Regions from separate parts of the Mus musculus genome. Here region 2 is linked to region 1. A link is a contact called in ENCODE Hi-C data. All regions are on one chromosome and are shown on one strand. Each heading gives the region's core, a stretch centred on a gene start or an enhancer-like site at or near the end of the contact. The rest is flanking DNA. Distances are from core to core; before and after follow the strand shown. Region 1 holds the start of Clec16a (C-type lectin domain family 16, member A). Region 2 holds the start of Ercc4 (excision repair cross-complementing rodent repair deficiency, complementation group 4).

The links. Hi-C counts contacts between places; a loop is a spot of excess contacts on that map.
Region 2: a map of adrenal gland shows a loop between it and region 1 (8-fold over the local background). The contact joins the promoter of Ercc4 here to the promoter of Clec16a in region 1. A Hi-C loop is called at or near these places in 2 of 37 maps with a recorded cell type or tissue (T-helper 17 cell and adrenal gland).

The regions. Positions count from the first base shown.
Region 1 is chr16:10,543,045-10,547,205 of GRCm38, reverse strand. Clec16a (C-type lectin domain family 16, member A) reads right to left here and starts at 1,867. Exons shown (of 23, transcript NM_001204229.1): 1 at 1,564-1,867. The coding sequence starts at 1,643. Dexi (dexamethasone-induced transcript) reads left to right here and starts at 4,152. Exons shown (of 2, transcript NM_021428.4): 1 at 4,152-4,161.
Region 2 is chr16:13,108,049-13,112,030 of GRCm38, reverse strand. It overlaps Ercc4 (excision repair cross-complementing rodent repair deficiency, complementation group 4), which reads right to left and starts at 2,295. Exons shown (of 11, transcript NM_015769.2): 1 at 1,890-2,295; 2 at 120-300. The coding sequence starts at 2,096.

The DNA.
Region 1 (4,161 bases), core at 618-3,117:
AATGGGAATTTAAAGGGGCTACAGTCCCAAGTGAAGTGAGAGCCAGCAGGTGCTTAGGCTGGTAGGACACCCAGCCCCTCGGGACAATCATCCTCCCCTTCACAGCCACTTATCCACACCCCACTCCCTTTCCGGGCCATCTGCCATCCCGGTTAAGATTTCTGAATTGCTACCAACCCCCACTCTTGCCCTCTACCTCTTTCCTCTCCACCCCCAAATCATCCAGCTCTTCACATTTGGAGATTTACAAACATTTACTAAATCCTTGCTCCATGACAGAAAGAAGCCATTCTACACCCCAACATCAAAGGGGAAGTCCCATCTAATTTTTAGCTTGCCAATCTTTTCTAGGGACCCCTGTCTTCCTTTCTGTTGTTACCGCACTATCTTCCTGTCCCCATACAAAGCTTCTGGGGTCCCCTCTGAAACTGCCTTCTCCGCCCCCCCTTGGTACCTCCACCTCCAGTTCTCTCCCTGGAGCCTCTCATTTCTCTAAGGTCTCTGTCTTCTACCACTCTCTCTTTGTAGTCCCTTCCAATCCTCTGGCAATATAAGTGCAAAGAAACCAAGCAGGTTCTCCCGTCTTGGGAGTGTCAGTTTAACAAAAGCTAGAAAGGAAGTGAAAATAAACAGAGCCACAGAAGACAGCAAGGGTATAATGACTGGAACTTAGAGACAGAAAGGAACTGGAATGGGCTGGGAAGGCTTGAGTGCCTCTGTTAGCCACTCCTGTAGAGCAATCCTGAATCAATCACTTAACATGCTCAACATTACCCAATTCTTGTACAGTTCCCAGTTCCCAGCTGGTAATGGCAAATTGGAAGGACAGAGAGAGAAAATATGCCCAAAGCTACAGTCATTAAGTCAGGATTTGAACACAGGTCTAACTCCAAAGCTAGCCTCTTCTGTGTACTTCCCTGTTTCCCCAGGACTCTGTAAGCCTCCTGTCTTCTCTAAAGGTGCTACTGCTGACTATCCCTCTAGAATTCCTTCTGAAAATACTTGTGTTCTTTTAATCAATGTTCTTTTTAGAGCACTTGTACATGTTCTGTGCGTTTTCTTCATTCTCTTATCCAACCAATCCTAAAAATAACCACAAAAAGTGGTACTGTCACTCTATTCGTTTTACAGTGAAGGAAACTGAAGCCTAAATGCATACTGTTAACTAAAATCGAATCCAGATCTGGCCGGGTCAATGGCCTCGTAACTATGCAGTCCAAGAAGTGCTACCCCAAGAAGCCCAGTGGCCACTGTCTGTCCCCGGGACATCAAGACAACTCCAGCCCACAAAACGAAAACTCAACGATGCCCTTACTTTTCAGGTTAGGTGTCTGGAGACTGAAAAATCACGCGACTTGTCCAAGGTCACACACAGAGCCAGAAGTGAAAGAGTCAGGGTTCGAAGCCAGGTGCCCTGACTCCAAAGCCTTGCGGATAACCAACATACAACCCTCCCGCGGCACCCCTGTCTTCCTCGCACCTCCGAGCCCCGCAAGCCAAGCCCGCGTCTGGGCGTCCGCGCCCGGCCCCGCGGCCTTCCCGCCGCGCGCCCCGCACACTCACTTCAGGTGGTCCAAGGAGTGGATGTTGCGGGAGGACTTGCTGTGGCCCCCGCCCACCCAGCTCCGTGAGCGTCCAAACATGTCCGCAGACCAGCCCTGTCGCCTGCCTCACGGTTTCATGTCCGAGCCGCCCAGCGGCCCGGTGTCCGCGGCGACATCTCAAGCCCAGCCAGCGGCGGCGGGGGCGGTGGAGAGACTGCCAAGCACCTTGCTCCCCAGCCCAAAGCCCCGCACTGACATTCAGCCGGAACCGGCCGTTCGACCGCCGCGCTTTACGGCCGCCGCCGCGAGGAAATCTGGGAAATGAAGTTCTCCGGCGAGGCTCTTGACGACAGGACTCTGCGAACGGACTACAAGGACCGGCATGACTCGCGCGACCGTCCAGAGGAGGCGGGACAAGAGGAAGGAAGAGGCTGGGCACTGTCAAGGTGGGCGGAAACGGTTTGCTGAAATCGGAGTAAGACTATCTGACCTTATTTATTGTTAGCTTTGTGATTAGAAGAGTGTCTCGAAACCCCAGCTAAAATTGGAGACCACCCTTGGCAATTTGGCAAGGTTTAGTTCTCTTAAAAAGTATTACGTGCGCGTGCGCGCGCGCGCGCGCGCACACACACACACACACACACACACGCACTTAGAGTCTGTAAAACTTTGGAAAGCAAGTTCTCGCCTTCCACTATTTGAGATCTGAGAATTGAAGTCGGATCTTCAGACTTGTCAGCATCTTTGCTTAACAGCTGAGCCATTTTGATGGGTCTAACTCTTTAAAAAAATTTTTTAAAGGGGTGGGAATGTGGCTTATGCATTATGGATGCAACCTTCAATATCGCAATAATAAGAATTAAAAATAAAAAGCATTGAGTAGTACATTATCATTTGTCATTATCCTAAGTGATTAATTATTTAATTCTCACAACCATATGAAGTAGATGCTGTTATTAACCTTATTTTACAATTCAGGAAACTGAGTCACAGAGGCACTTTATGTGTGACAGACGCAGGATTCAAGCCCAGGTACCCTTATTTGCTTCTGTTGACAAAACCAATCAGTAACATTCTGGTTTGTCCTTACAACCTTTTTCTTTTGCACATTAGTCTTAAAACATTTTGTAAAGATGTGAGCAGCATTGTAAAGCTAACCACGATGAACTTTCAGAGGTTTCCTCTGGTCATTATTGAAAACTCATGCCATTTCCCAACTAATTCAGTAAGAAAGAAAGAGAACTCCAAGATCTCCATGAAAGGTTACATACACCTGGACTTCCTTCCCAGACTGGAAGTGGGAACCTCGGTGGGAAGCAAGATTTTGTGCCCCACACCCTCTCATTTATTCATTTCTACATCTCATAGCTATTTAACCCCTGTGACAGCCCATTGACTGTCCTAGGAAAAGAGTTGAGTCAGGGACCAATGTTCTCTCCAGGGCCCAGGACAAGATTTGCACATAGCACGTTTTTAGATGAATATTGATAGAGTGAATGGTTTGCATTGCTTCCAAGAATTAGAGAGATGTAGACTGGCATCAGGCTAATGGTTTCCCATGTAAAAGTCATGAAAGAACAAGAACATGTCTGACCTCCAAAGGAAATGACAGAGACTCAGCAGCTTCGAGAATCCATTTCTCTGGAATTTGTTTTCCTCATCTGTGAAAAGGGAATATACTACATTGCCTTGTCCAGCTCCTATAAACCTAAGTGTGACTTAGATTAAAGGCCTTTGTAAGAATTGAGGATAGACCTTAATCCCAGAACTCAGGAGACAGAGGCAGTGGAACTCTACATGTTCTGGGACAGCCTGGTCTATAGCCAATTTCAGGGCACCCAGAGGCTTCATGGTGAGACCCTGGGTTTTCAGGGTTTGGGTTTTGTTGTTGTTGTTGTTGTTGTTGTTGTTGTTGTTGTTTTCAAAAACAGATGTAGAGCTACATCTCGTCTATATCTTGCACACACAGACCTTGGTTTTGATCCCTCGCAAACTCATCCTCCTGACGAAGCACAAAGGTGGTCTGTAAACCGAAGAATCTGAGCAGATATATACTTAGCATTATTGGTTGGTTGGTTGGTTGGTTTTAAACATGGACTGCAAAATAATAGAAACAATAAGCAGCCTTATTGGCAGAAGATTTGACCTGCTTGTGGTACTTTCCATCCGGGTGTCATGGAACCCTATAATGCCTCTGTCAAAGGCACTCAGTAATTGATTTTTTTTTCTTACTATACCGTGAAAAAGAAAACAACAAAAGCGCTTTGGGGATATCTAAGATTTTCAGTGGAATTACCGGCATTCCTTTTCCACCCGGCATCATTTTAAAGGGGGTAAACTAAGTTCCAAAAAGGTGACGCTCCATACCTAAGTTCGAGATGCAGTCTAAGGAGTGCCAACTGCAGAAGAGCAACTTAGAGACTGGAGCACCTCCCATGGGGCGGAGCAAATGAGTACCCGCCCCCGGACAGCTCAAGCCAATAAACGTGGAGCACTGAGCTAGCCAATAAATACGGGCGAGCATGCGACTGGCCAATGAATGAAGAGCCTCTGGGTAGGCGGTGCTGGGAAGCCCAGAGCGACTTGGCGGCTGCAGCGATGGGCAGTGAGCCTGCGG
Region 2 (3,982 bases), core at 1,046-3,545, 2.6 Mb before region 1:
AGGTAGTGTGTCAACAGCTTAGCTACAATACTGAGTAACAAAAGCAGAACGTTTAGCAGAGGAGACAGACAAAAATAAAAATGTTCACATTGTAGATAAGAAAGATTTCAAATTCTTACCAGTTATTAAATCTGAAGGTATTCTACCTGTCAAGAAATCAACCACGAGTATTCGGCTTGTTGCAAATATAATACCACCCTGCGTGTAGACTTCATAGCGACTGTTACTTGCGATTTCATTTGTCACTCGTCGAGGGAGATGTTCAACTCCTTCTATCTTCAACTGATTGATAAAATATTCCTAAATCAAATTAAACTCATTAGTAAGCTGCTTAGTACAGGGCAGGGAAGTTTTAAAATAGGCTATAGGGATTTAAAATGATGTCTCCATTCTCAGAGCTTATGAACATCACAGCAAACATGCAAACTAAGTTATTCTTTTATACCCATCAGTCAATCAGGTCACTTTAATTAAGGTTTTGTTTTGTAAGGTTAAGTTGTGCTTTGGAGTTTATATTAAGAAATAATTGTGCTCCAGTCATTATTTCCATTTCAACACCAAGCCACAGAACCTTTTAAAACTTTGGGTTAAAAGTTTTCTACTCTTCCGAAGATCCTGAGTTCAAATCCCAGCAACCACATGGTGGCTCACAACCATCCATAATGAGATCTGACTCCCTCTTCTGGAATGTCTGAAGACAGCTACAATGTACTTACATATAATAAATAAATAAATTATTAAAAAAAATCTTTAAAAAAAGTTTTCTACTACCTAGAAACTACTTCCAGCCAAAGTCGGGTTTTGAGACAAGGGATTCCTCTCTGCAGACAACACTTTAGACTGTTAGATCAGTATTGATACTTCCTAGAGAGATGCCAGAATGTCCATAGGTCCAATGGCCCATTAGTCTCTCAGTCTAATGCCACTTTTCTGGGCATCTTACATTGCACAAAGTACCATGCCAAGCACTGTAGATTCCTGGGGAATCCAACAGGGCCTCAGCCTTTAAAGGAGTTGTTAGTGACTCTTCTCAGCTGACATTTTCTTCCTGGCCACTACACCTAGGGGATCATCAGATTCATCATGCTAGGCTATGTCCACATCTCTCAACATCCGCAGCAAGGCATGTCTCATTCCACTGTCCTCAGGATCACCTGTTCTCTGTAACCCAGATTGATCGCTCCCTTAGCTTTAACTTCTGCACCCCCACCCCCATTTCCCTAATCCCTCTTCTTTTGTTAAGTCTCAAGGTCTCCTTTTCTACTAGAAAGTAATAACTCTCAGAGACCCTATCATCCTCGTCATTGTCCTTTTAGGGACCACACTCTGTCCTCCAAACACCCTTATATCCAACTTCAAACTCAAACACTATTCCTACCCAGATTCTGATACCGTCTCTCCTTTGCAGTGCAATTCAATCCACTACTCTACCTCAATGTGTAGCCTACTCGCCCCTCTCCTTTTCAGTGTTAAGGAGTGTGTGGGACCCGTATTCTCAGTGTCCTCAAACTGTGTCTGGGCCCTGTATTCAATGCTCTCCCATGTCAATAGAGGAACCCAAGACTTTCTTGGGATGCATTCTATACTTGGCAGTCATCCCGCAGTGTCAGAGTCCAGGATCTCCTTCCAGGACCCTCACTCAATGCCCTCCCTTGTCGTGGCAGCCACTTCAATTTCCCTGGGGTTCCCTTCCCTCCTTCGCAGCGACTTGGAACTGTGTAGGTGCCCCGCATCTCCCCCCTGGGATCTTAATTCATTCCCTTTCGTGCCCTGTTTAAGATCTGCATGGGCTCGGAGTCCCTGCAACCGTACAGCTCCGCGTTCCTACCGCGCCGATCTCGCATCGGATGTCCCCCAAACCCTTGGGTCTACCCATCCCGCAGTCGCACCTCCTCGGCCGGCTGCGTGTTGAGCACCAGCACCAGGCAGGCCGGGTGGCAGTGAAGCCGCAGGAAATGGTAGAGGAGCCGGTCGGTGCCGAGTCCGCGGGCACACACCACCAGCCCGTCGCTGTCGAGCAGTTCCAGCACCTGCTGCCTCTCGTACTCCAACAGCGGCGCCATACTCCGCCGTTCGCCCGACAGGCCTGGCTCCATGGGCGCCCTTCCGGGACCGCGGCCGCACGCTGACGGAAAGAGCCGAGTCCAGCCGAACGCTGGCCGAACGCAGGGAGAGACGCCAGGGCCGAAGGAGCGCAGAACAGATGTAACTGCAATGGCCGACTGAGAGAGGCCGGATGTAGCCGAAGGGAGCCGAGTTCAAGAGAGCCAACCGATTGTAGCCGAAAAGGAATCGAGGCGGGGACAAGTGTGGCCGGAATGTGCCCGAGCCCAGGGCAGGTCTACCCGAACTCAGCCGAGAGGCGCAGAAAGCGTTAGCGCGCGTGCGCGCGCGTGTGTTTAGGTTCCCCATCCTTTGGCTCTCTAGACCTAGGCATAAACTAACAAAATGCAAACAGAGAAGTCTAATCCGCGTAATCCTCCAATACCGACAGTTCAGAATGTTGCTGTCAGTATTCCAAGTGCATCCAGAATCGACATCGTTTTCCTAGTGTGAGGGTTTTGTCTCTACTTTTGCAAGTATTCCTCCCCCTCCCCGCCTTGAAAATTTTTAATAAGCACAATACCTTATGAGTTTCAGTCTCTTGTTTGCAAAGGTCTTGAACTCAGTAAGTTATTTTACAAAGCCTCCATCAGGTGCCAGTTGCAGCCGCGTTCCTTCCACTAGAGGGACATCTTGGGTCGTGTTTGTAACTACCTAAAAAAACCTCCAGGTAAGCAATCTAGGAGGCATTCTCTCTCAGAATTCTCCATTCCCCTTTATTTTCAGCCCATACGAAATACAAATGAAGGCAAAATAGGATTGTTCCATTACTCAGGAATAACCATGGTTAACAACATACTTTTGCGTGCCCCCTACCCTCTGCCGCTGCTCAGTTTGTGCGGCTGCTTGCCTGCTTAATTATATGAAATAATAAACAACCAAGATTCGAAACCAGATTTTTGGTTTCTCCAGGTGGGACAGGCTATCTCACTTGTTGAAGTAAATTCAAGGCCAGCCTGAGCTAGAGATGGAGACCTCCAGCACAAATATAAAGGGTGTTAGGATGTAACTTAGTGGTAGATCCTGAGTTCCGTCACAAATTTTCCCTAAATCTCTGTCCTTTATGTGGCTGGGTTTTCTGTAATGTGGAGGCATATACTTGTCTAGTTACTGGAGAACGTTTAGTTGGCTCCCACTCCTCCCACCAGCACGCAACATAGCATTTCACTAGCTTAGTTCATACAGAAGTTCACTCAAACCCTCAAGGTACGTTTCTCGAATGGACGATTAGTGGGAGAAAAAGGACACATTTATTTGAGTTTGCTCGACCTTCATTACATTGCCTTCCCGTTTACCAATCTCCCTTCACATCAGCCGCTGCAAGTGGATTTGTTTTCTCTCTCTCCTCTGCTTCTTCCAGCGTTTTCCTTCTGTCTAGTCACAGTTAAAAGAGCATCTAATAATTTCTGCATCTTCCTGAAGTGGACAGAGATGCCTGCAGACGCTTTCCGCGCAGCATGTCTGGGAGCCAGGAGATAATGCCTGCAGTTCAACAAGCCGGTTATATAATCAGGCAAGGCCACAGAGCTGGATGGTATGTTTCTTAGCGTTGGTTCAGGGTACAGTAAGTAGTTACTCAGCACACATTCAGAGGTGGGTGTGTGGGTGTGTGGGTGATTCCTCCCAGGTTGTGGCAGGCAGAATAATGCAACCCAAAGATTGAATTCCCAGAACCTATTATTTTTCATGGCAAAGGAGACTTCACAGATGTCATTGAGCTAAACTCTTGAGATGGAGAAATGATATTGACTTATCCAGGTATGCCCAATATAATCATAAAGATGTGCTTAGGGGCAAAGGAGAGGCAGGGGACTTAGCTTCAAAGGGGACTGTGAAGGAGAAACTAAGGTCAGAATGAGGTAGAAAGTGCCAGGAACAG